Linked DNA regions of Homo sapiens: regions 2 and 3 are each linked to region 1. A link is a loop called in an ENCODE intact Hi-C map of the cell type or tissue named here. Cell type or tissue: PC-9. All regions are shown on one strand. Region 1 overlaps LINC02111 (long intergenic non-protein coding RNA 2111). Region 2 has its middle 69 kb from the start of LINC02111. Region 3 overlaps BASP1 (brain abundant membrane attached signal protein 1).

Evidence for each region. Hi-C counts contacts between places; a loop is a spot of excess contacts. Peaks named below come from ENCODE experiments on the same cell type or tissue, not always from the same donor. Only the 100,000 strongest peaks of a DNase experiment are listed, where the experiment ranks them.
Region 2: a loop joins it to region 1, with 5 times the contacts of the local background. A loop is called at or near these places in 2 of 110 quality-filtered maps.
Region 3: it touches region 1 in a loop (10-fold over the local background); 2 of 110 quality-filtered maps call a loop at or near these places.

Annotation. Positions count from the first base shown.
Region 1 is chr5:17,372,440-17,380,439 of GRCh38, reverse strand. It overlaps LINC02111 (long intergenic non-protein coding RNA 2111), which reads left to right. Exons shown (of 3, transcript NR_033975.1): 3 at 1-1,534. Among named protein-coding and RNA genes, the nearest start is that of LINC02111, 11 kb to the left of the region's middle. In PC-9, no CTCF peak of the experiment used is centred here; a DNase peak (open chromatin) is centred at 4,769; H3K4me3 peaks cover 475 bases.
Region 2 is chr5:17,313,944-17,321,943 of GRCh38, reverse strand. No RefSeq gene overlaps it. Among named protein-coding and RNA genes, the nearest start is that of LINC02111, 69 kb to the left of the region's middle. In PC-9, no CTCF peak of the experiment used is centred here; a DNase peak (open chromatin) is centred at 4,813; H3K4me3 peaks cover 418 bases; H3K27ac peaks cover 1,488 bases.
Region 3 is chr5:17,246,351-17,254,350 of GRCh38, reverse strand. All of the region lies in intron 1 of BASP1 (brain abundant membrane attached signal protein 1), which reads right to left. Among named protein-coding and RNA genes, the nearest start is that of BASP1, 33 kb to the right of the region's middle. In PC-9, no CTCF peak of the experiment used is centred here; DNase peaks (open chromatin) are centred at 1,620 and 4,930; H3K27ac peaks cover 2,246 bases.

The DNA.
Region 1 (8,000 bases):
TCACTGAACTGAGAAATGGGTGTATACCTGTAAAAGAAAGGAAGAGCTAGCTTCAGTATGCAGCCTAGTGAAACTGGAATCAGAACAGAATGAATACGATGAACTGGAAATGTCATGTTATTGAGCTACAGTCTCTAGAACAGAGACAGTGGCATCAGTTGGAGTCCTTAATATTTGAGGTTTCTTGGCTAAACTAACTTCCCCCAGAGAGGGCTAAGACGGAGGGCTAAGACGGGTAATACCATGTCTGCCTGTGACTCTCCTTTTAGTCAAGCTTCTGAGTGGGCTCCACCTCCATTCAGGATGATGGTAGTAACACAGCTAATGAAAGACAGTTTTCACTGGGTTAGAAAGTCCTAACGGCCATTTTTTTTCTTTCTTGAGAGTTCTGTGTAATTTTTTCTTTTTGAAGAGTTCTGTGTTTTTTCAGAGTTCTGATCTCATATGAAATGATTTCAAAGTTTAGCTCTCAGTGGGAAATAATTTGTCCACATTCCAGGGAAACAGGAGAAAGCCCCTTAGTTCTAAGAGTAGTACTGACAGTCATCACCTACAGTCAAATGATATTTTGGGCAAGTCTGCATTCTTTTATGAGCCACAAAACCATATAGCAGGAACTAAGATGCAGAGACCCTGTAATAAATACATTCCTTCCACCAGCTCTTAGACATCGTTCATAAATTGTTCCATTTGACAGTGAACAGGGAAAATGGATGAGAAACGTGGCCTCAAGCATATAATGTATATGTGGTCAAAGAGTCATGACCCATGTGGCCACATTACCAGATTATATCTTATTCTCACTTTCTCTACAATAGGATAAGCACCAACAGGATAGAAATACACTCTTCTCTCCAATTTAATTATACCTTTATTATTACTTTTCTTATATGCACACAAGCAGCAACAGCTAATGTAAAGTGGAAATTGTAATACAATTTCCATACTGTGTCTTTGTTGACTACAAAATTATATAAAAAATGTGTCTCACCCTTTAGTTGGGACCATTTAGAAGCCTGAGGGCAATTACACAGAGTGTATTGGAGTTAGCCGCACAATCTCCTAATGGCAGCTTGGCCCAAAGCCAAGCTTTAAGCCAAACCTCAGGGAATTCAAATTTAAAAGTCAGCTACATTAGTGGTAGTGATTCAGTTTGGAGAAGATATCGCTTTTCGTGATTTATTACAGCCAGTGCTTTCAGTACATTTAAAAGATGGTCTAGCTTAGTTGCATTTTCAAAGGAGCGCTACTGCATAAAATGAGGAACATCTGAACTGAAAGCTATCAGAATGGAAAAGCTTGACTAGGGCTTGAATTATGTGGAAAGCGTAATTCTTAGAAATAGGTCCTCAAACACACAAGAATCTGCAAAAATGAGCTATACTTTCAACCCCCCAATATCTAACCCTCGTGATCATTTGGTAGAGAAGGGTCTGTTACTGTCAAGTATTTTTAAATGACTGCAAAGACATTAATTCCCTAGGTGCAGAATAATCATTCAGTATCAAGAATAAACATATAATTTAAAATATTAGTCTTGCTGGTGCTTGTGATCTATGACTAAGCTGTACTTTCAAAGAGAATTCCAAATCTCTCCTCTCTGCAACCCAAGAGAATCTGCACAAAGACTTGTGACCTTATGAATTTTCACAGGTTTTCCCCAGTGGATGTCTTTGGCGTCTGCTATCTCTACTGCGGATACACCGGTGAGTCAGTAAATCTTTTCAAAATAGTTCTGTTCTTTCATACTCAGTTCAGATTTGGGGGAAAAAAAGTAGGAGCGACAGTTCTATTTAGAACAAAGCAGCTTAGAAAAAATACGTTAGTCTTATAAAAATAAATCTATCTATACGTGTATTCTTGTCAGAAGAAAACAACATCATAAACTACAAGTCCATTTCCCACTAGTGTCTTCATTTCCATGTTTTATTGCATTCCACAGTGGTTTTGCAACCAGCCATATCAAGAGTTTCCAAGAAAAATGTAAACAAGGATTTTGCAGTGACTCCAGCTAGAACACATGAATATGACTGAGAACAGAATATCTCTACTTACTTTAGTCAATTTTGTAGTAACTAAATAAGTAAGATGAAAAAAAGTAACTTCAAAAAAAAACGATCTCTACTGAGCTATCTGGAGACAAAACATCGTGCTACATTCCAAATCACCAAGGGCCTTCCGGCACACACATCAGAAAGTGAAATATATCTGCCTCGAAGGAACTGGGCAGAGATGCTTCTACCTTTAGGAAAACAACCCCATTTTCATAATAAGCCTATAAATCATATAGTTATTACCTGGTGCCTATTTGTAATGGGAAACATCGTGAGATAGTATCGACGTATTTTTTTTCTGGGATCTGTGGCTCTAAAGCCCTTTCCCCAGCTCAGGCCACTTCCACTGCCTCAAGAAAGGAATAACTCAAAGGACAAGATCATCAACTCCACTCATTTATTCACTTTTTTTTTTTAACGAACATTTATTGACCCCATGTATGTGCAAGAAACTGTTCTAAGTGCTGAAAATAAAGCAGTGAATAAATTAGACCCAGTCTTTATCTTTATTGACTTTTGTATTCTAGTAGGGAGAAGTCAATGAACAAATAACTAGAAAATTAAAAAAATTTAAAGTACCAGTTGATGAAAATGCTGTGGAGAACAATCAGACCAGATCATGGGGCCAGGCATGGTGGCTCACACCTGTAATCCCAGCACTTTGAGAGGCCCAGGTGGGTAGATCATGTAAGGTCACAAGTTCAAGACCAGCATGGCCAACATGGAGGAATCCCTGTCTCTACTAAAAATACAAAAATTAGCCAGGCATGGTGGCGAGTGCCTGTAATCTCAGCTACTTGAGAGGCTGAGGCAGGGGAATCGCTTGAACCCGGGAGGCAGAGGTTGCAGTGAGCCAAGATCACACCACTGCACTCTAGCCTGGGCGACAAAGCAAGAGTCCATCTCAAAAAATAAAAATTTCTTTAAAAAAAGATAATGGCATAAAGAACAGAGGGACAGGAGGCAGGCTGCTACCCTCAGCGTTTGAGTTTAAAAAGCCTAGGTGGGCCCCAGCCTAAAAACACTGGGAAGTAATTTTCATATCAGGCAGAGGTTCTTTTTTCTCTCCTGAAGATGAGATGAAGTTTGCTTCAATTAGAAGAAAGAGGGGAAAGAAAGATTCAGAGGAGACGAGGACAATTCAGAGCTGATGGGTGACTAAGAAGAAGCCCTAAGCCCCAGCCGCTCTCCTTCCAATCCCAAAAGAGCACTGATAGGCTTGAAACCTACACCCTCTTCCTGGAAGGACCCATACACATCCTGGGAAAGCCATAAGATCCCAAAGCCGGCCGGGCGCAGGGGCTCACACCTGTAATCCCAGCACTTTGGAAGGCTGAGGCAGGCAGATCACCTGAGGTCAGGAGTTCAAGACCAGCTTGGCAAACATGGTAAAACTCTCTCTCTACAAAAATACAAAAAATTAGCTGGGCATGATGATGGGTGCCTGTAATCCCAGCTACTGGAGAGTCTGAGGCAGGAGAATCGCTTGAACCCAGGAGGTGGAGGTTGCAGAGAGCCAAGATCACACCACTGCACTCCAGCCTGGATGACAGAGCAAGACCCAGTCTTGGGCACGGTCAAAGACTTCATGAGTAAAACACCGAAAGCAATGGCAACAAAAGCCAAAATTGACAGATGGGATCTAATGAAACTAAAGAGCTTCTGCACAGCAAAAGAAACTACCATCAGAGTGAACAGGCAACCTACAGAATGGGAGAAAATTTTTGCAAACTATCTGTCTGACAAAGGGCTAATATCCAGACTCTACAAATAACTTAAATTTACAAGAAAAAAACAACCCAATCAAAAAGTGGGCAAAGGATATGAACAGAAACTTCTCAAAAGAAGACATTTATGCAGCCAATAAACATATGAAAAAAAGCTCATCATTGCTGGTCATTAGAGAAATGCAAAGCAAAACCACAATGAGATACCATCTCATGCCAGTTAAAATGGCGATCTTTAAAAAGTCAGGAAACAACAGATGCTGGAGAGCATGTGGAGAAATAGGAACGCTTTTACACTGTTGGTGGGAATGTAAATTAGTTCAACCATTGTAGAAGATGGTGTGGTGATTCCTTAAGGATCTGGAACTAGAAATACAATTTGACCCAGCAATCCCATTACTGGATATATACCCAAAGGATTATAAATCATTCTACTATAAAGACACATGCACATGTATGTTTATTGTGGCACTATTCACAATAGCAAAGACTTAGAACCAACCCAAATGCCCATCAATGTTAGACTGGATAAAGAAAATGCGGCACAGATACACCATGGAATACTATGCAGCCATAAAAAAGGATGAGTACATGTCTTTTGCAGGGACATGGATGAAGCTGGAAACCATCATTCTCAGCAAACTAACACAGGAACAGAAAACCAAACACCGCATGTTCTCACTCATAAGTGGGAGTTGAACAATGAGAACATATGGACACAGGGTGTGGGGGCAGCATCACACACTGGGGCCTGTCAGGGGTGGGGGGCTGGGGGAGGGATAGCATTAGGAGAAATACCTAATGTAAATGACAGGTTGATAGGTGCAGCAAACCACCATGGCACGTGTATACCTGTGTAACAAACCTCCACATTCTGCACATGTATCCCAGAACTTAAAGTAAAAAAAAAAAAAAAAAAAACCTTTGTTTACATTTAAAAAAAAATCCCAGTGACTCAGCACAGTGAGCGAGGAGCACAATAGGGTGGTTACCCAGACAGGACGTCCATCTAGGAGCCCTGCGGGAGGCATGCAGGTATTTCTCTGGAGGTCATGCCTGGCAGGCGTCCACTGTTAGAGCCAGAGGACCCGGAGCATTATCTGAATGAACTAATGACCAACAGGCGGGCAGAAATGAGTGCTGCGGATTGATAACAGGGACAGCCAGACCCCCTCCCATCCCCACGAGGCAGAGGCACCAGGTAAAGCTCCTTGGAAATGAGGCTGGACCCCATTAAAAATGAGGAGGGTGGGTGGGGACTAAATTAACTTAAAGGTTTTGCTGCCTGGTAAAATGAAGGTATGTAATAGGAATTAAATTCCATTATTGGAAAATAAATTAAGTTACATTTCCTGCACTCGGGAATCTGTGGCTTTTGATTTGCACTCACATGGTCTTGCAGGGGGAGGGAGAGGGAGAGGAAGGGAGGGAGGGAGGAGAAAGAGAGAGCATGTTCAGATTTATTTCCAAGGCCAGAGACTACAAAAGAAGGGTGGATGGAGAAGAGATGGTGAGGGAGACTTTCCTCTCAGGAAGTCTGTCCCAGGGGGCAAAACAGCTTCACTCCTACACAAAGCCATATCCAAGTTGGAGCTCCCACACTAGGCTCCCTTCCTTTAGGGAGCTGGGAGATGGGGGTTAGCCGACATTTCACAGCTGCAAGTTGATGGAGTAGCCCATTACAAAATTAAATCAAACTCAACCTACCACTCACCTGAAATGCCTATGGTTCAAAGTAATAAGATTCATGAGACTTCTCTAAAAGTGGATTATTATGATCAGAAAGAATATGATCCACATTGTATGGTTTTTAGGCACCATGATATGCCCCCATTATAACATTGGAGAGAATAAAATATAGGAGACAGATGTAAACAAATAATAACAGGATGAGAAACAGTCAATCTAACACAGTTGATTGAAAGTGCTTATTAGATGTTTGTGCTCACAACCAAAAATAACACCAGGTGCAAATTTTTTTTAATTAAAGAAAAAACCCTCAGATAAAGATTTTTAAGCCAAGACCTAGGAAACAGTTTTTGTTTATGAGCCCCTGAGTGATGGGGAAGCTATGCTGTTAATTACTTTAATTTTGGTGCTAACTTTTGTTGCGAATCCTTGGCATAGAGCATGGTTCAGAAGAAAGGGGTAAATTAGGTAAAGAAAACAGGACGAGGGCATTGCAAGGTGATGTTTAAGAGGCTAAACAGTAGTAGCAAATATTCAGGGCATAGTCTGCTAGGCATTGCAAATACTAGACAATTTAAATAGCAGCGCAGTTTTGATCCCTGACGTCATCCATTGTTAAAGTCTATGAATAAACTCTGAGACACAAGATGTTAGCTTGGGACCTGCCTATGGTCCTGTCAGCCACCTCTTCCTACATCACAACACAAATTCCCGGTTAGTGACTCCCAGGGTCCCTCTGGTTCTCGCATTTAAACAGGCTGATGCAGAGCTCTGAGGACCAGAGAAGGCTTGGGGTTGATTCACAGTAGAGAATAAGCACCAGACACAAACTAGACTCTGCATTTTCTTCTTCCTGCTGTAACAGAAAGAAGAAGAAAACAGTGAAGTTGTCTAAATCCTGAGAGAATCAACTTCTAGAAAAATGGTCAGAGATCAGCAGTTTAGCAGGGAGGGGGAATTGCAAATCAGCAGGATTCTGTCTCACAAGCAAAATTAAATTAAAATTCATTGTCAAGGAGTAAGCCCAACATTTGACTCACATATAAATAGTCATAGTCAGGAGACAACCGGACCCTGGGCACCATCTCAAAATCTTTTGGTAGACTTTGGTTAAAGACTCCTCTCCCATTCTAAAGGAGGCAGTCCCAAACCTTTGCATGCTGCATGCTGACTACTCAAATTCTGCTTAATTCACCCTCAAACAAAAGAAAAAAGAATAACTTCTTCCTTCAGCAAGCAAATTGAGGCGATTTGCCTTGTATTAGCTAAACAAAACTCCACTCTGCCATCTCCACCATCACCATCAAACTTAGTAACATCCACTTTCATTCTCACTTCCTTCCCACCAGAGGCAGAGAAAAAGGCCGGCCTGCCTCTTCACGTTCTTCAGTCCAAGCTACATTTCCCAGCGATGCATCCCTGCTGCTCCTCCCCTCTCCAGGGCTTTGGGCCATCAATGCTCCCTTTGTCTTATCTGTATCTTCCATAGATTCCTCTTTACCAGCTCTTGTCCTTCAGCATGTAAAAGTGTCCACGTTCCCCCATTGTGATAGGACTAAAGATTGATGAAAATATTTTAAACATGTGAATAAACTAAAAACAAAGAACTCATTGGAAGGAAAAAAAATATGCCTATTATATAACGCCTCCAATAGCAACTCAAAACATTGTTAGCCAGTGGTTAAGACCTTCAAACTTTTGATTAATACATTTTTAAGTTGACATCTAAAATTCTTTATTGTTGGTTTAAATGGCTGCAGTTGCAAAGGATATAATTTCTGGCATATATCTAAATTGTAATATTTTACAATGAACTCAAACTAATTTACAAGAAAAAAACAACCCCATCAAAAAGTGGGTGAACGATATGAACAGATACTTCTCAAAAGAAGACATTTATGCAGCCAAAAGACACATGAAAAAATGCTCATCATCACTGGCCATCAGAGAAATGCAAATCAAAACCACAATGAGATACCATCTCACACCAGTTAGAATGGCGATCATTAAAAAGTCAGGAAACAACAGGTGCTGGAGAGGATGTGGAGAAATGGAAACACTTTTACACTGTTGGTGGGACTCTAAACTAGTTCAACCATTGTGGAAGTCAGTGTGGCGATTCCTCAGGGATCTAGAACTAGAAATACCATTTGACCCAGCAATCCCATTACTGGGTATATACCCAAAGGATTATAAATCATGCTGCTCTAAAGACACATGCACACGTATGTTTATTGTGGCACTATTCACAATAGCAAAGACTTGGAACCAACCCAAATGTCCAACAATGATAGACTGGATTAAGAAAATGTGGCACATATACACCATGGAATACTATGCAGCCATAAAAAATGATGAGTTCATGTCCTTTGTAGGGACATGGATGAAGCTGGAAACCATCATTCTCAGCAAACTATCGCAAGGACAAAAAACCAAACACTGCATGTTCTCACTCATAGGTGGGAATTGAACAATGAGAACACATGGACACAGGAAGGGGAACATCACACACCAGGGCCTGTTGTGGGGT
Region 2 (8,000 bases), 58 kb after region 1:
CCTCAGCCTCCCGAGTAGCTGGGACTACAGGCGCCCGCCACCACGCCCGGCTAATTTTTTGTATTTTTAGTAGAGAAAGGGTTTCACCACGTTAGCCAGGATGGTCTCGATCTCCTGACCTCGTGATCCGCCTGCCTCGGCCTCCCAAAGTGCTGGGATTACAGGCGTGAGCCACCGCCCCTGGCCAGTAAAATTAATTTCAAACATATAAATATATAATATTTGAATTCGAAAGTACTCATTTCATCACAAGGATTTTAAGAATAAAGGAATGCAGGGATTAGAATTAGTGAGCAAAGTGAACTCTAGAGTAATAAGCATGGGAATGTGGGAAGCCACCAGAATTGACACGGACAAGACCACCCATGCATAATCAACCCTCAGAACATTCATCAGATTGAAAATCATGTATTTGCATGATGAGCAATGGACATCAATCAAAATAAACCCAGCTGTTCTGAGGATGGCAAACATTCAGGAACATGGGACTGCAGACCCTCTTAAAAATAAATGTCAACGGCCGGGCGCGGTGGCTCACGCCTGTAATCCCAGCACTTTGGGAGGCCGAGGCGGGCGGATCACGAGGAGATCAAGACCATCCTGGCCAACACGGTGAAACCCTTTCTCTACTAAAAATACAAAAAATTAGCCGGGCGCGGTGGCGGGCGCCTGTAGTCCCAGCTACTCGGGAGGCGGAGGCAGGAGAATGGCGTGAACTCGGGAGGCGGAGCTTGCAGTGAGCTGAGATCGCACCACTGCACTCCAGCCTGGGTGACAGAGCGAAACTCTGTCTCAAAAAAATAAAATAAAATAAAATAAATAAATAAATAAATGTCAAGAAGGAGAGTTCAAAAGAAGAGGACAGAGAAAGAAAAATTGAAGGAAGTCATCATATGAAGATGAAGCTTCCTACACAACATGATCTGCTTCCAGGTGGGAGGGATTTAGTCACACACTCTGTCTTACCACCTATTGTGACCAAAAAGTTCATTATAATAAGGACTGTGCCAGGTTCATATGGAATTATAACAGCTATTAAAACTTTAAGTAAGTTTGCTACATCCAGTGGTGTTTATCTTTAACACTTTCCCCGAGATTTCATTACAAAAATAATAATTTCTGTTGCCTTTGATGTTTACAGTGTGATACATTCAGGGAGTTACAAACTATAAATGAATATAACCAAGGCAGAGGGGTTCTTATTAGTGAGTTGTAAGAGATAGATAAAGTTGGATGGGGAATTGAGGGCCATAGAAAAAAAATAGGGGGTTAGGACTTTTTCTCTGTACCCACCATAGGGGCCATTCTATGCTTTTGAGTACAAGGCCATCTGAGCTATGTGGTTTTCAGGGGGATTGATGGAGTGCCACACACAGCATGGACAACTTTGGGGAGAGTTGAGAGGCAGTATTCTAACTTGCTGGAATTTTAACAGAATACCAAGCCAGAGCAGACTGAAATTGAGGACCCTGACCAAGATGTCAGCAGAAGAATAGAAGCAAGAGTACAATCGAAAGCAAAGAATTTACAGATGGTTGATGGTGATGGAGGAGTTTGTAAATCCTGATGCCAAAGACTCTCCAACACCAGGCCAGACAGGGGGCATATTCCACTGAAGTGCACAAAGATAAGCTAATGCTCCACTGGACTGAGCTAAGCTAGATGTGTGGTGGAGGGCTTCGGAGCAGCCCAAGGTCAGAAGCTGCTCCATCCTCTTTATTTATTTATTTATTTATTTGCTTACTTATTTATTTATTTTGGGGACAGGGTCTCACTTTGTCACCCAGGCTGGAGTGCAGTGACACCATCAGGGCTCACCACAGCCTCAACCTCCTGGGCTCAGGTGATCCTCTCACCTCAGCTTCCTGAGTAGCTAGGATGACAGGCACCTGCCACCACACCCGGCTAACGTTTTGTTTTTTGTTTGTTTGTTTGTTTGTTTTTTGTAGAGATGGGGTTTTGCTATGTTGCTCAGGCTGGTCTCAAATTCCTGGGCTCAAGGGATCTGCCCACCTCGGCCTCCCAAACTACTAGGATTACAGGCATGAGCCACCATGCCTGGCCATGCTCCGTCCTCTTTATCTGTGCAGTCTTGCCTGTCCTGTCCTGCTTCCTTGCTTCTCAATAGCACTTTTAAAGAGGCAGAGGAAAGAATTGAAGGACGTGTCACTAATTGTTTCTAAGTGGTAAACAAAATCACATTACTTTGAAACACGGACTTTCTCTCCATTCATATTTAAGAAATTTTGTAAGGAAGACTGAAGTAAGAATTAAAAGATCCATAAAATCCATATCCTGTGATTTGATACGGCTGAGAGTGTTGTGGCTTACAATTGTCTTCAGCCACTCGGGAGGAAACAAGGCCATGTTCTTTGCAGGATCCTGAGACCTGCGTTTTCAGCACGTGCATGGAAGCGATATCTAAGAGACTGAAATAAAAGGGATAATTCCAACATCTTCTTTTTTAAGCGAATTTTCCATTCATGTATTCCTATTGTCACTATGGAATCACTCTGGGGGAAGTGTACTTGGAAATCTGTCTTCATTTTCCATTTTCTTACCTGAATACATAAAAACCCTGAGGTTTGGATAGTATTAGTAAACCAAACTGAGAAAACAAACATAAAAAAGGATACTATTTTCTGGCCGGGCACAGTGACTCATGCCTGTAGTCCCAGCACTTTGGGAGGCCAAGGTTGGCAGATCACTTGAGGTCAGGAGTTCATGACCAGCCTGGCCAACATGGTGAAACCCCATCTCTACTAAATTAGCCCAGCATGGTGGTGCATGCCTGTAATCCCAGCTACTCGGGAGGCTGAGGCACAAGAATTGCTTGAACCCAGGAGGCAGAGGCTGCAGGGAGCTGAGATCACTGCACGACATTCCAGCCTGGACAACACAGTGAGACTTTGTCCCCCCCGCCACCCTGCCCCCCAGAAAAGAAGTCTAATATTTTCTGTATTACCTGGTAATAAAATTCAACAATTTAAGATAAAATTATCTATCTGCTTTACTCTTCTACTTTCTAATACCAACGAATTTTCAGGTTGGTTCATGGTTATGGTCACTCAGTCAAATGAAAGTCCTTGCCTTCCTTCATCTCAGTAATCATCGTTGCCAGACATTTAGCTTCCCATTGAATCTGTTATAAAGATCACAACACAAAAGTCACCTTCATCTTTCACTTCCCTTATGGAACCCCCCTTTTTGTGGGTCTAAAAAAAGACATCCTTCTGCTCTGAAGATCAAGAGCAGAAACCATTCTTCTTTTTTTTTTTTTTTTTTTTGAGACGGAGTCTCGCTCTGTCGCCCAGGCTGGAGTGCAGTGGCGCGATCTCGGTTCACTGCAAGCTCCGCCTCCCGGGTTCACACCATTCTCCTGCCTCAGCCTCCGGAGTAGCTGGGACTACAGGCGCCCACCACCACGCCCGACTAACTTTTTATATTTTTAGTAGAGACGGGGTTTCATGATTTAGCCAGGATGGTCTCGACCTCCTGACCTTGTGATCCGCCCGCCTCGGCCTCCCAAAGTGCTGGGATTACAGGCATGAGCCACCGCACCCAGCCTTCTTCTGGTTCTTAATTAGGGCACTATTCAGTCTCCCTAGTTTGGATGGATGGAATGGGATGGATGAAGAGAGAGAGAGATATATCAGATGGACAAGGGATGGATGGACGGATGGATACATTGATGGGTGGATAAAGCAAAAGTAAGAAAATGTTAAGAATCTGTTAAATCTAGTCGGGTGCATATACAGGTATTCATTGGACTATTCTTTCAACGTTCTGTATCTTTAAATTTTTTCATTAAAAACTTGCAAGAATAAAAGGTCATTGGTATAAACACAACAAAGGCCTTTTTCACAGTATTGCCATCTTTTCTCCTCCCAAACTACTCACGCCTTCCCATCATCTCTTCACCTGACACTGCCTTCTTCTTCTCGTCCCAGGCAACAAGGAAGTAAAACAGTTTCCTGCCTCTCACTGTGCACATTCAGAAAGTTGCTCTCTGTAGAGAGAAAATTTTGTCTAAAACAAAATTTTTACTAATAATCAACCGTGATTTTTGTTGAACTGTAGACCTCCACTTGTATTTGTTGCCATTTGAAATTTCCATAGTGCTGTTTCTTCTACACCCTTTATTGCTGAATCCGGAACTCAAGCCAGTCCTTCCCTCCTTATAAGACACACGTTCGTGCACACACACAAACACACACATTCAGTTCCCCCTCCTCCACCCCCACTCGGCTACACTGAGTCAAAGCCCAGCTGGCCCTATTAGAACGGAAAAGGAAAGCAATGAAACAGACCACACAAATATTCTAAGACTGGCTCCTTGGAAGGAAATTGAGAATTCATTGACATCTCCCCAGGGAAAAATAAGTGAAATTGTGTCATTGTCAGACACTCACATAACTAAATTAATGTGAAATTAAAATCAAAATGAAATATTCCTCTTCATGTTAAAAGTAGTTCACTTAAGTAGTCCATGTACAATTGGCCGCTCCTGCAGCACATTATTAAGTGATTTAAAAGATTAATTTTAACACAGATCACAGTTTCAGTGGTGGTTATGCTAGCATTAAGCAAATAAGCATACTGTCCCAGAAAGAAGCTGATGGTTGCAGGGCAGAAGCATCTTGTCTTGCCACAGGCAGTACAATTGCGTTCATACTTCTTGCTTCAGTTTGCAGTGTGTGTATGAGCCTTTAATTCATGAAACATTAGGAGAGGATCTTTTTCAGGAAGTGAGAACCCGAAGTTGACAGACACATAACCTCATCTAGAATGACAACTAACGAGTTCCTAAACCACAAATATTCATTTCAACAATTTGCAATAATCTACCGTGTGCATGCCAAAGCATTCTAGACAGAACAAACAGTAACAGGCCGGCCTTTGCCCCACAGCATGTTCCTCTAAAAACAGATCCATAATCAAATGCTAAGAAAATACATGCCCTCAACCCTGAAGCAAAAATGTGAATGCAAGCTACACGGGGTAATGTTCCCTCTGGACAGACACCAGTAAATCCAGTTTGCATATGAAAATCGAGGCTTCTTTGCTTCCCTGCACACGATGCTAAAGTGAAGGTCAACAATCTCTTTGACCCTGAGTTCCAAGAAGATGGGAGACTATCAGTGACAACGAATGACACAGACTGAGTCCTGGCCTCAGATGGGAATGAGTGTGGGGGGGTGGGCATGGAGACAGAGGAGGAGGATGAAGGAACAAAGGATTTCAAGCGGGGTCAGCAAACTCTTTCTGTAAAGGGGCAGATAATAAGTATTTTAGGCCTTTGGGCCATATGGTCTCTGTTGCAATGACCCCAGTTTGCTGTTGTAGTGCAAAGCTATAAGTGAATAGGTGGAACTATGTTCCAATCAAACTGTATTTATGGACAAACACTAAAACTTAAATTTTATATAATTTTCATCTCTCATGAAATACTATTCCCCCTTTTTTAACGTTTAAAAATATAAAAATCATTTCTTGCTCACCAGCTGTACCATATCAGTCAAGAAGCTGACTTTGCCCATAAGCCGTAGATTGCAGACCCCTGATTTAGAGCATTGATTCTCAGACTTGAGCATGCATCAGTCATGTACATTGATGAGAGCAAACACAAATCCTTGGGCTCTGCCCCAGCGTTCCTGATCCCACAGGTCTGGGATGAGCCTAACCATATGCATTTCTTACAAGTTCCCAGGTGATACTCATGCTACCAAGAACACAAATGGAGAACTATGGTTTAGAGACAAAGTAACAAGACGGAGAAGGGAGGAAAGAAGTGCCCATGGCCAGGCGTGGTGACTCATGCCTGTAATTTCAGCACTTTGGGAGGCCAAGGTGGGTGGATCGCTTGAGGCCAGGAGTTCAAGACGAGCCTGGCCAACATGGTGAAATGCCGGCTCTACTGAAAATACAAAAATTAGTCGGGTATGGTGGCGCATACCTGTAGTCCAGCGACTCAGGAGGCTGAGGCAGGAAAATCACTTAAACTCAGGAGGTGGAGGTTGCAGTGAGCCAAGATTGTGCCACTGCACTCCAGCCTGGACGACAGAGAGAGAGAAAAAAAAAAAAAGGGCCCACGTTGGCCAGGATGAGTCAGCAATAATCATTTGTTTGGGCCACGTAGAGCTGTTTCATGATCCCCAAGAGAGACTTCATTAAAAACAGCTTGCCTTGTATAAACATAAATAAATAACTCTTCCTTCATAGTTGATTCTCTTTGACACAGAAATATGAAAACCCCTATTTATAGTGTCTTTTGCACAGACACACATGAGCATTTAGCTAAATGGATCTTTAGATGGGGCACCCATCATCAATCTCAGAGTAGTAAAATTCTAGGTGAAGTAAATTAATTTTTCCTCCATCTGGGTAAGACTTATTTAGGTAAATAATGAGTAAAATAATTCTTTAGTTGAAGATACTTCATCTACTAAAAGAGCTAGTGCTGGTAGGTACAGACTACTTAAGTAACCAGGTTTTCCACATAAACAGATTTAAAATTCACCTGGGAATTGGTTTTACTCAGAGGTAATCTGACACCCTTCCTAAGGAACCACCCTAATTCTGGCTGTTTTACCCCAATCTGTGTATTGCTCTCATATGGCAATTGAGTGTTGCTTGTCACCACTTATCTCCTTAATTCAACCACAACAGCTGTTTAGTAGGAAGTCTCTTGTCTTTTCATTTACAAGCTTCTCAAATGAGCATGATTAGAACAAACATGACCTCAATTAAGGATGTTATGTTTGGGGGTTTTCGTTTCGGGTTTTCTTTTTTTTTTTCTTCCAGTTTCTTATATTCTAAGTGGTCTTGATTTGTGTTTGGTGTCATCCAGGTGACACTCTCTACTATTCTAGTATCTTTCAATGTTGTTTGCGACAGTTTCGTTTCAGAAGTCACATCGATGATAGAACACAGAATACTAATCCTGTCTAACAAGTGTAATTTGATCTCCAATTCAATTGCTAGTAGCAGGCAACCTCTCTGACCATCTCCCAATAGATGTGCTGGAGTCTTCTGGATTAATCCAATTCATCAGTTGATTGTTGGGGAATATTCAACCTAGCAGGCAGGCATCCTTAATGCTTTATTACTTGATAAGATATAAAAATACTTTCCAGTTAAATATTTTATCTTACGCTATCTCAGACTTATTATTAATTCAAGATCCCTTTCACAATTTAGCAGTTATATCTTTTTTTTTTTGGAGGCAGGATCTCTGTGTTAGTCCCTTTTTGCCCTGCTGATAAAGACATACCTGAGAGTCGGCCACGGTGGCTCACGCCTGTAATCCCAGCACTTTGGGAGGCCAAGGCAGGCAGATCACAAGGTCAAGAGATCGAAACCATCCTGGCCAATGTGGTGAAACCCCCTTTCTACTAAAAATACAAAAATTAGCTGGGTGTGGTGGCAGGCACCTATAGTCCCAGCTACTCGGGAGGCTGAGGCAGGAGAATTGCTTGAACCCAGGAGGTGGAGGTTGCAGTGAGCCAAGATGGCACCACTGCACTCCAGCCTGGCGACAGAGCCAGACTCTGTCTCAAAAAAAAAAAAAAAAGACATACCCAAGACTGGGCAATTTACAAAAGAAGGAAAGAAGGAGGTCTGTTGTTTTGTTTTCTTTGTTTTTGAGATGGAGTTTTGCTGTTGTTGCCCAAGTTGGAGTGCAATGGTATGATCTCGGCTCACTGTAACCACCTCCCAGGTTCAAGCAATTCTCCTGTATCAGCCTCCCAAGTAACTGGGATTACAGGCGTGTGCCACCATGCCCGGCTAATTTTTTGTATTTTTAGTACAAACAGGGTTTCACCATGTTAGAGCCTGGTCTTGAACTCCTGACCTCAGGTGATCCACCTGCCTAGGCCTCCCAAAGTGCTGGGATTACAGGCCTGAGCCACCGTGACCAGCTGAAACTCTGATTTTTAAAACCATCAGATCATGTGAGACCCATTCACTATCACAAGAGCAGCATGGGAAAGACCCAC
Region 3 (8,000 bases), 130 kb after region 1:
TAACACTGCCATGCATGAGTGCAGCTTGTCTGGAAAGGAACAGGCACTTTAAAAATGAACACAAAAGATGAATTACAATTATGTTAGCAGATATTTGTTTTTTCAATTACAAATAAATGAGAACTAACTGCTAAAAAGATAATCTGCTTATGACTATTTGCAAATTAATTATTCTCACTTGTCATAATCAACACTAATTTACCTTCAAGATGCTAAAGTTTTCCTGGTTTGTTCTCTGAGAAAAAATATATATATATTTTTTCCCTTAAAGATCTAGTCTAGTTCAAATTACCAAAAACTCAAGTATAGTACAAATGGAGATTTGTAATCTGAACACATCCTAAAGCTATCAACATGCAAGTTCTACTTATAATGCTTTTCCAAAATAGCTACGTACATCTTTTGCATAAAACAAAAAAAAACACTAGATACAGTAATTAATGTTGAAGGATTTCTCTGTTCCATAAAGCCTCCTGAATGTGTCGGTGGTCTTCTCATCACTGGTGAGTAAAACACACGTAAATTTGTTAATAAAGCAAGTATCCACGCTCTCCCTTGATCACAGATTCCAGTCTGTAACCCCAGGTATCGGGATGCACACAGATGGTGGTCAAAGCAACATAAACTTCTCAATTTGGTAATTGAGGGTCTTCATGATTAAGACAATAGTTCTGAAAGATATGGGTCATTCTGAGAGATTGGGAAGGACCATGATTAATCAGAATTCCAGCAAGACTACACAGAAAGAAACAAAATAGAGAAGAAAGTGGGGAATCTAATGTCATACTGTGCATCTGTTCTCCTAAAACCATCATTACACTTGTAAAAGATCATTATAAGCCAGACATGGTAGCTCATGCCTGTAATCCCAGCACTTTGGGAGGCCAAGGTAGGAGGATCACTTCAGTCCAGGGGTTCCAGACCAGCCTGGGAAACATAGTGAGACCCCCATCTCTGCAAAAAATACAAAGAATTAGCTGGGCATGGTGGCGTACGCCTGTAGTCCCAGCTACTGGGAAGGCTAAGGTGGGAGAATTACTTGAGCCCAGTAGGGTGAGGCTGTAGTGAGCCATTATCACGCCACTGCACTCCAGCCTGAGTGACAGAGTGAGACCCTGTCTTAAAAAAGTAAATACAAATAAACAAATAAATAATCATTACAGAGATAAGTCCTTTTTAAAGTAACTAAATATTTTGAACTTTGAAAATAATGAAAAAAAAACCAATTGATTATTTTATGATTTTGTCAGATGATTTTACTTGCCAGATTATGAGCTAGAAATTCTAGAATTCGTCTTTTCTTCTAGAGGAGAGGTGAGTATACTGGGCTACCTGAAGTTTTATTGGAACACAGCCATGGCCATTCATTGACCTATTATCAGCAAGTGCTTTCACACTCAAGAGCAGAGTTGAGGAGCTGCAACAGAAACTGCATGGCTGGGAAAGTCTAAAGTATTTATTATTATCTGGCCCTTTAAGAAAAACTTGACTGACCCCTGCCCAGAGTCTTAGATGAAGGTACTTCACTAGTGACTCAGTTCCTATGATCAGATGAGAGTGTGATTCAGGTCTAAAGGATATTGCAAAGATTAATCAGGAACTTTTTGGTTTGCAACAATATTATCAGTGAAAAACAATGTCACATGGGAACTTTTTAAGATTGGGAAACAAGATAGTCTTTTTGTTTCTTAACTCTAATTCCTTCTTCTATGTATTCTGCCTGAGAGCAAAGAGACAGGTTGCTACACAGCACGTACCAGGTCAAAAACTCTGGACACACAGGTTAAACTCCCCAGGAGGTGTGGTGCCAAGGCACAACATCCACAGAGAACATCTCCAAAAAACGTGCTTGGGTGTCAAGCAAGAGTTCCATCCCTTTCTGCTGCATGGCACACAGCAAGTAACCTAACCTCTGAGCCTGTTTTTACACAAGTACAAAATAGGGATAATAATACCTTTACATGAGAGGGGATTTATAAAAATTAAATAAGACAATAAAGACTTAAATGCTCCCTCTTGAGCAGATTACATGGTCTTGTGGCGCCCTTCTGATTATCTCCTGCCTGCCCACCTCTAAAGTTAGAATGTTCATGTTTGCGATGTTTCCATAATACCAAAAAATAATAGCCGAATGGCAAAAATGAAGCTAAAGAAAACACAGCTGTTTCTTATCATGAGCTTACTCCCCAGTCACAGCTTCCCTTTAATTCTCCCTAGACCTAGCTTTCTCATCTCCAAGTCCCAACCTAAGCTCCTCTCCTCTGCCCTCTGTCCATGACTTCCTCCAAAGGTTCAAGGGGCTGTCATCCTTGGCGCTCACCAATTCAGTCTTGGTGCACTTGCTGGGAGACCCATCCAGTTGAAGGGTTTTGAAAGCCCTCTGGGATACTGAGGATTCTTTGTCTACACTCTAGCGCCCACTAGATTATTTCTTGAGCTTCAGACTCATGCACATAGTGGTCTACAACTGACCCAACAGGATGTCCTTCAAACTCAACATTTCCCCAAGTGAGCTCATCACTACCTTTCTCACCTACCCGAACCTTCTTTCTCCTCTGCTCCCTCCCAAGAGATTAGAACCACATCCACCCCATCGCCCAGCCAGAAATGTGGGAGTCTTTCTGGACCAACTTTCACCACCACCACCGCTACCCTCACATCCAATGCTTATGTTCCACTAAATATGTTCCACTAAAATATGTTCATAACTCCACTGCTAGGTGCTAGAAAACAAAATATGAGCTGAAATACTGCATGGCCTTCTGAGAAAGCTTTTGTTCTTCCCTACCTCCTCCTGCTGCTAGACAAAGACAGTTGGAGCTCCAGCCGCTGTTTGGACCCTTCCACAGAAACCAACACTGTGGAAGGAAGAGCTGAGAGATGAGTCTGAAATCTTTTTAACATATATTTAATGGTTTTGTATTGATGTAAAATCATTTTATATATTTTAGGGGTACATGTGATATGTTGATACTTGTATACAATGTGTAATAATAAAATCAGGGTATTTGGGATGTTTAATGCTTTTGTATTGATGTATAACCATTTTATGTATTTTGGGGGTACATGTGATATTTTGATACTTGTATACAATGTGTAATGATAAAATCGGGGTATTTGGGATATTTAATGGTTTTGTATTGACATATAATCACATTATATATTTTGGGGGTACATGTGATATTTTGATATTTGTATACAATGTGTAATGATAAAATCAGGGTATTTTGGATATCTGAAATCTGGAAACTTGATCACACCCCTCAACTACCAGATCAGCCCTAGAACCCATTTCTGGAATTTAACATATGAAGAGTTAACCTTTTCTCTCACGTAAGCCATTTTAGTTTTAGGTTTTCTGTTCTATGCAGCAAAATCTAAATCTAACAGCGTGTAGATCGCTCAAAACCACTCTTCAAACACCAAAAATTCAGGTTAAAATATTTTGGCCGGGCGCTGTGGCTCACGCCTGTAATCCCAGCACTTTGGGAGGCCGAGGCGGGCGGATCACGAGGTCAGTAGATCGAGACCATCCTGGCTAACGCAGTGAAACCCCATCTCTACTAAAAATACAACAAATTAGCCGGGCATGGTGGTGGGCACCTGTAGTCCCAGCTACTTGGGAGGCTGAGGCAGGAGAATGGCATGAACCCGGGAGGTGGAGCTTACAGTGAGCCGAGATCGGGCCACTGCACTCCAGCCTGGGCGACAAAGCGAGACTCCGTCTCAAAAAACTAAAATAAAAATAAAAATAAAAATAAACTTCAATACATTAGACGATACAATATTCATGCGACCCCTTCCCCTATGATCATCTCTCAAACAAACTTTTCTCAATGACCAGTATTTGGAGTATAGAATCACTTAAAAATGCCAAGTCTGTTCATTGACTTCTCCACATAAATTATATATTGATGCTGTAAAAAATAAATAGTAACAAAAAATTAGACTGATTGTTAATAGTTACCATAAAGTCAATGCTGAAAATTTCAGAAAAGAATAGACAAGTTCATCAAAGAACACACTTTTTACGAAGTGCAAAGTTTTGTAAAGAACAAAGCGACCTTTTAAAGTCAAGTGGAATATGCCCCAAATTAAAATCAGGGCCGGGCGCGGTGGCTCACGCCTATCATCCCAGCACTTTGGGAGGCCAAGGCAGGTGGATCACTTGAGGTCAGGAGTTTGAGACCAGACTGGCCAACATGGTGAAATCTCATCTCTACTAAAAAAAACATACAAAAATTAGCTGGGCGTGGTGGCACATGTCTGTAACCCCAGCTACTTAGAGGCTGAGGCACGAGAATTGCTTGAATCCAAGAGGCGGAGGTTACAGTGAGCTGAGATCACACCACTGCACTCCAGCCTGGAGGACAGACCAAGACTCCAGTCTTAAAAACAAGAAGAAAAAAAAATTAAAATCAATGGTGTACCTCAGTATAGGTGGACAAAACAGCACTAGCAAGAAGGGTGTCAGCAATAGGTAAAAATAAAAGGAAATCCTTAAAACACATTAGAATGAGAAGCCTTACAAATGGTCAAGAAAAAGACTTAGATCAAGTTGTGGGTTGAAGAAAAATTAATAAAGTCGGAAGATGCAAAGATAGATAAACGTTACTACAGACAGAATCATTTATAGAAAAAAAATAGAGTCTAAATTGAAGTTTAAAAAAGGTAAAAAGGTTGTGGTCACATTAAAATCTAGAGGTCTTTTTTGTATTTTGGTGGCACTATTTTATTTTCTGAGATCTCAAACTCAAAGGGTTAAAACCCTTTGGTTTTGTGATTTTAGGAAGGGTTAAAAAAAGTGTATGCCAGGAAAATGCCTTAGCATTGACTCAATGTGACTGGAAAAGCCTCATGGTTGGAACAGTAACTGCATCTGGCTTCTGAAATTCCTCACCAGTTAATCATACCCATCTAGACTTTTGCTGGCCCCAAAGCTCAGTAGGGATCTACCACGCAGAAGGCCCTGAATGTTGCAATCCAAGGAGATAAAAATCCTGACTTGCTGCTACAGGCATCCCCAAGAGAGGAGCAGATGGCTTCTTGTTTTGACCAAATTTGCTTCTGGATGAAAGCAAGAAGGCTGCAGGAAGACTCACATTTACTGCACCCCACACAGGACAGGCCCACCATCAATGCAAGGCCAACAACAGGGACGGTTCCTGCGTTGGGCTCTGCAGGCACAGAATAAGGGGGTCTGAGCTCACAAGGGCCATGAAAGTGTAAAAGTTTGAGATCTCAGAAAATAAAATAGTGCCACCAAAATACAAAAAAGAAGACCTCTAGATTTTAATAAGTGTTTGTCTACAGGAATACTTATGCCAATGAGCCTCTACAATGCAACACATATATAATTTTGCAAACTACAGTTAATTGGGGATGGGAGTGTGTGTTGATGGTTACTATGACATGGAGCAGGGCCTCCATACTTAAAGGATGCTACAGCCCATGGAGTGGTGGTACAAAGGGAAGAAGGAAATCAAGGAGACCTAGAATAGGCGCACCACATGTAAACGTGCTTTTTAAATTATCAACAAGCACAACTGCAGTGTGGTACATATTTTTTAAGAGATTATGGTTTTGATTCATTCTGTGCCATCTTGTAGGCACCCATAAATATGCGTGTTTTAGGACATGGTAAACACGGGCTGGAAATCATTCACATTCTACAGGGGACATCATTCAGAGTTTAAAAGAATACCGAAGTGCCTGAGCTTGGTTTTATTAACCCTCAAATGTATGCAATGAGAATGTCCAATCTTTGGATAAAGATTGAACCGTCTAATGTAATGATTATTAAACAACAGCATACCCGAGAGTCATGTCCAATTGGGGCTGAAACAGATATTTTCTGATGGTTCTGCAGCAGTAGCCTCTCTAAAGTAACACAGCATAGTCCACTATAAAATGAATACCATATATGTATTGACATTCAGGGGAAATTTTTAATTATAAAAGTCTTATCCAGCACACAGCAACAGCACATGCTGAAAAACATTCTTTTATTTTCAACTATGACACAATTGTTTTCACATCAAATGAAGGCATCCAGCTACCGACAGAGGCTACTCCAGATAACGGACATTTGGTATCAACTAGGTCCTTTAATTTCCACAGTTTACAAGCACTGGGTTAAATTTAAGTGTGAGCCAAGGGATTGTCACACGTATAGCTGAAGTGAGAATTCTGACAATGTGACTGACTACAGGTAACCATTGAAAAGATATTTACTAGAATATTGAATAGCATGAAACCATCTGCCCACTATCCCAGATCTGGAATATTCAAGTGTTTGAATGGAAATGATGACAAGCAACTGAGAACAAGACAGAGAGGGGAGGGATGACCCTGGGCTATGGCCAGTCTACACATAAGTCAACTCCATGGTGGCCTAGGATGCAAACAGAATCACAATTTCTCTGGTCACCAATGCCCTTTTCCAGGAAAGAGGGAGGCACTGCTGAAGAGAGACCACAAAAACGCTAAATATTTTCTCATCCTCTGCAGTACATTTATCCTCTGATACTCATAAAGTCTACTGATTTTCTAAGTTAAAGACGCAACAAAAATGTACATACGAAGCGCCAGCACACGGACACGAACACACTTCATTCCTGCCGCTGCCTCACACTGAAAGAGATGCTATTTCTTAAATCCAGCTGAGAGGTTATGTCCTGAAAGGCAGGCCTAAGTGCTGGGCCAGGAACTTTATAGGCCACATCAAAGTTGACCCCCAGCCACTGGCACCTTTTGAAGAAGCAGCATTCGTGCATAGAGGCACAACTTCAGATCAGTCTAAAAGCCTGAAAATATACAGAAACTACATTCATTGGGCAGTCTGGTATTCAACCGATTTCTTCCATAATTGAATGAAGGCATAATAACACTGATGGGTTTCCCATCCTCTAAACCAGATAAAAACACAGTAACATAGTTGTTGACCTGTATGAAGTCAGGATCCATGTCCTTTATAGAACCTATGGGGCATTTTCTCAGCCTCTGGGCACCTGGATAAAAAGCTCTGAGATCCAGTGGCCTATACTTTACATGTTCAGAACTTTAAGAATCCAACATTCGGAAATCCAACTGACATTTAAAAGACAAACCTTGCTTTCAGAAATCCAAATGGCATTTATCTATCTACTTATTTATTTATTTATTTAGAGACAGGGTCTGGCTCTGTCGCCCAGGCTGGAGTGCAACAACGCAATCTCGGCTCACTGCAGCCTCTGCCTCCTGGACACAAGCAATCCTCCCACCTCAGCTTCCGGAGTAGCTGGGACTACAGGTGCACCACCATGCCCAGCTATTTTTTGTATTTTTTGTAGACACAGGGTTTCGCCATGTTACCCAGACTGGTCTTCAACTTCTGTACTCAGGCAATCCGCTGGCCTCAGCCTCACAAAGTGCTGGGATTACAGGTGTGAGCCACTGCAACGGCCAAATGACTTTTATAAGGTGATACAAGGTAACTGATGGAAGGCAGGGTGATTCTCAATGGTCACTGCCAAAGCGTTCAGAACCCCAGAGGCTAAGAGGGAGCAAAAATGCTATTTTCAAAAAGACTTTCCACAGAAGGATTTGTAAAGCAAATTGGGAAAATGGGCAATTAGAGAATGAGGTCCTTCCAGATTTCTTCAAGTTACAAATATCCTAAGAAGCCTGCATCTAGTCACAGAGATGTGAGTTGACATTATTCATTCCTCTAATCATGAGTTGTATTTTACAAAGTTAAAACACAGCACTATTCATTCCTCTAATCATGAGTTGTATTTAACAAAGTTCAGCCAGTTTTCGGGGCGGCCACATCTCCTGCAGTCTAGAGTCTCCACCTTTCCAAAAGTCTTTTATTTATTTATTGAGACACAGTCTCACCCTGTCACCCAGGATGGAGTGCAATGGTGCCATCTCGGCTCACCGCAACCTCTGCCTCCCAGGTTCAAGCGATTCTCCTGCCTCAGCATCCCAAGTAGCTGGGATGACAGGTGCGCACCACC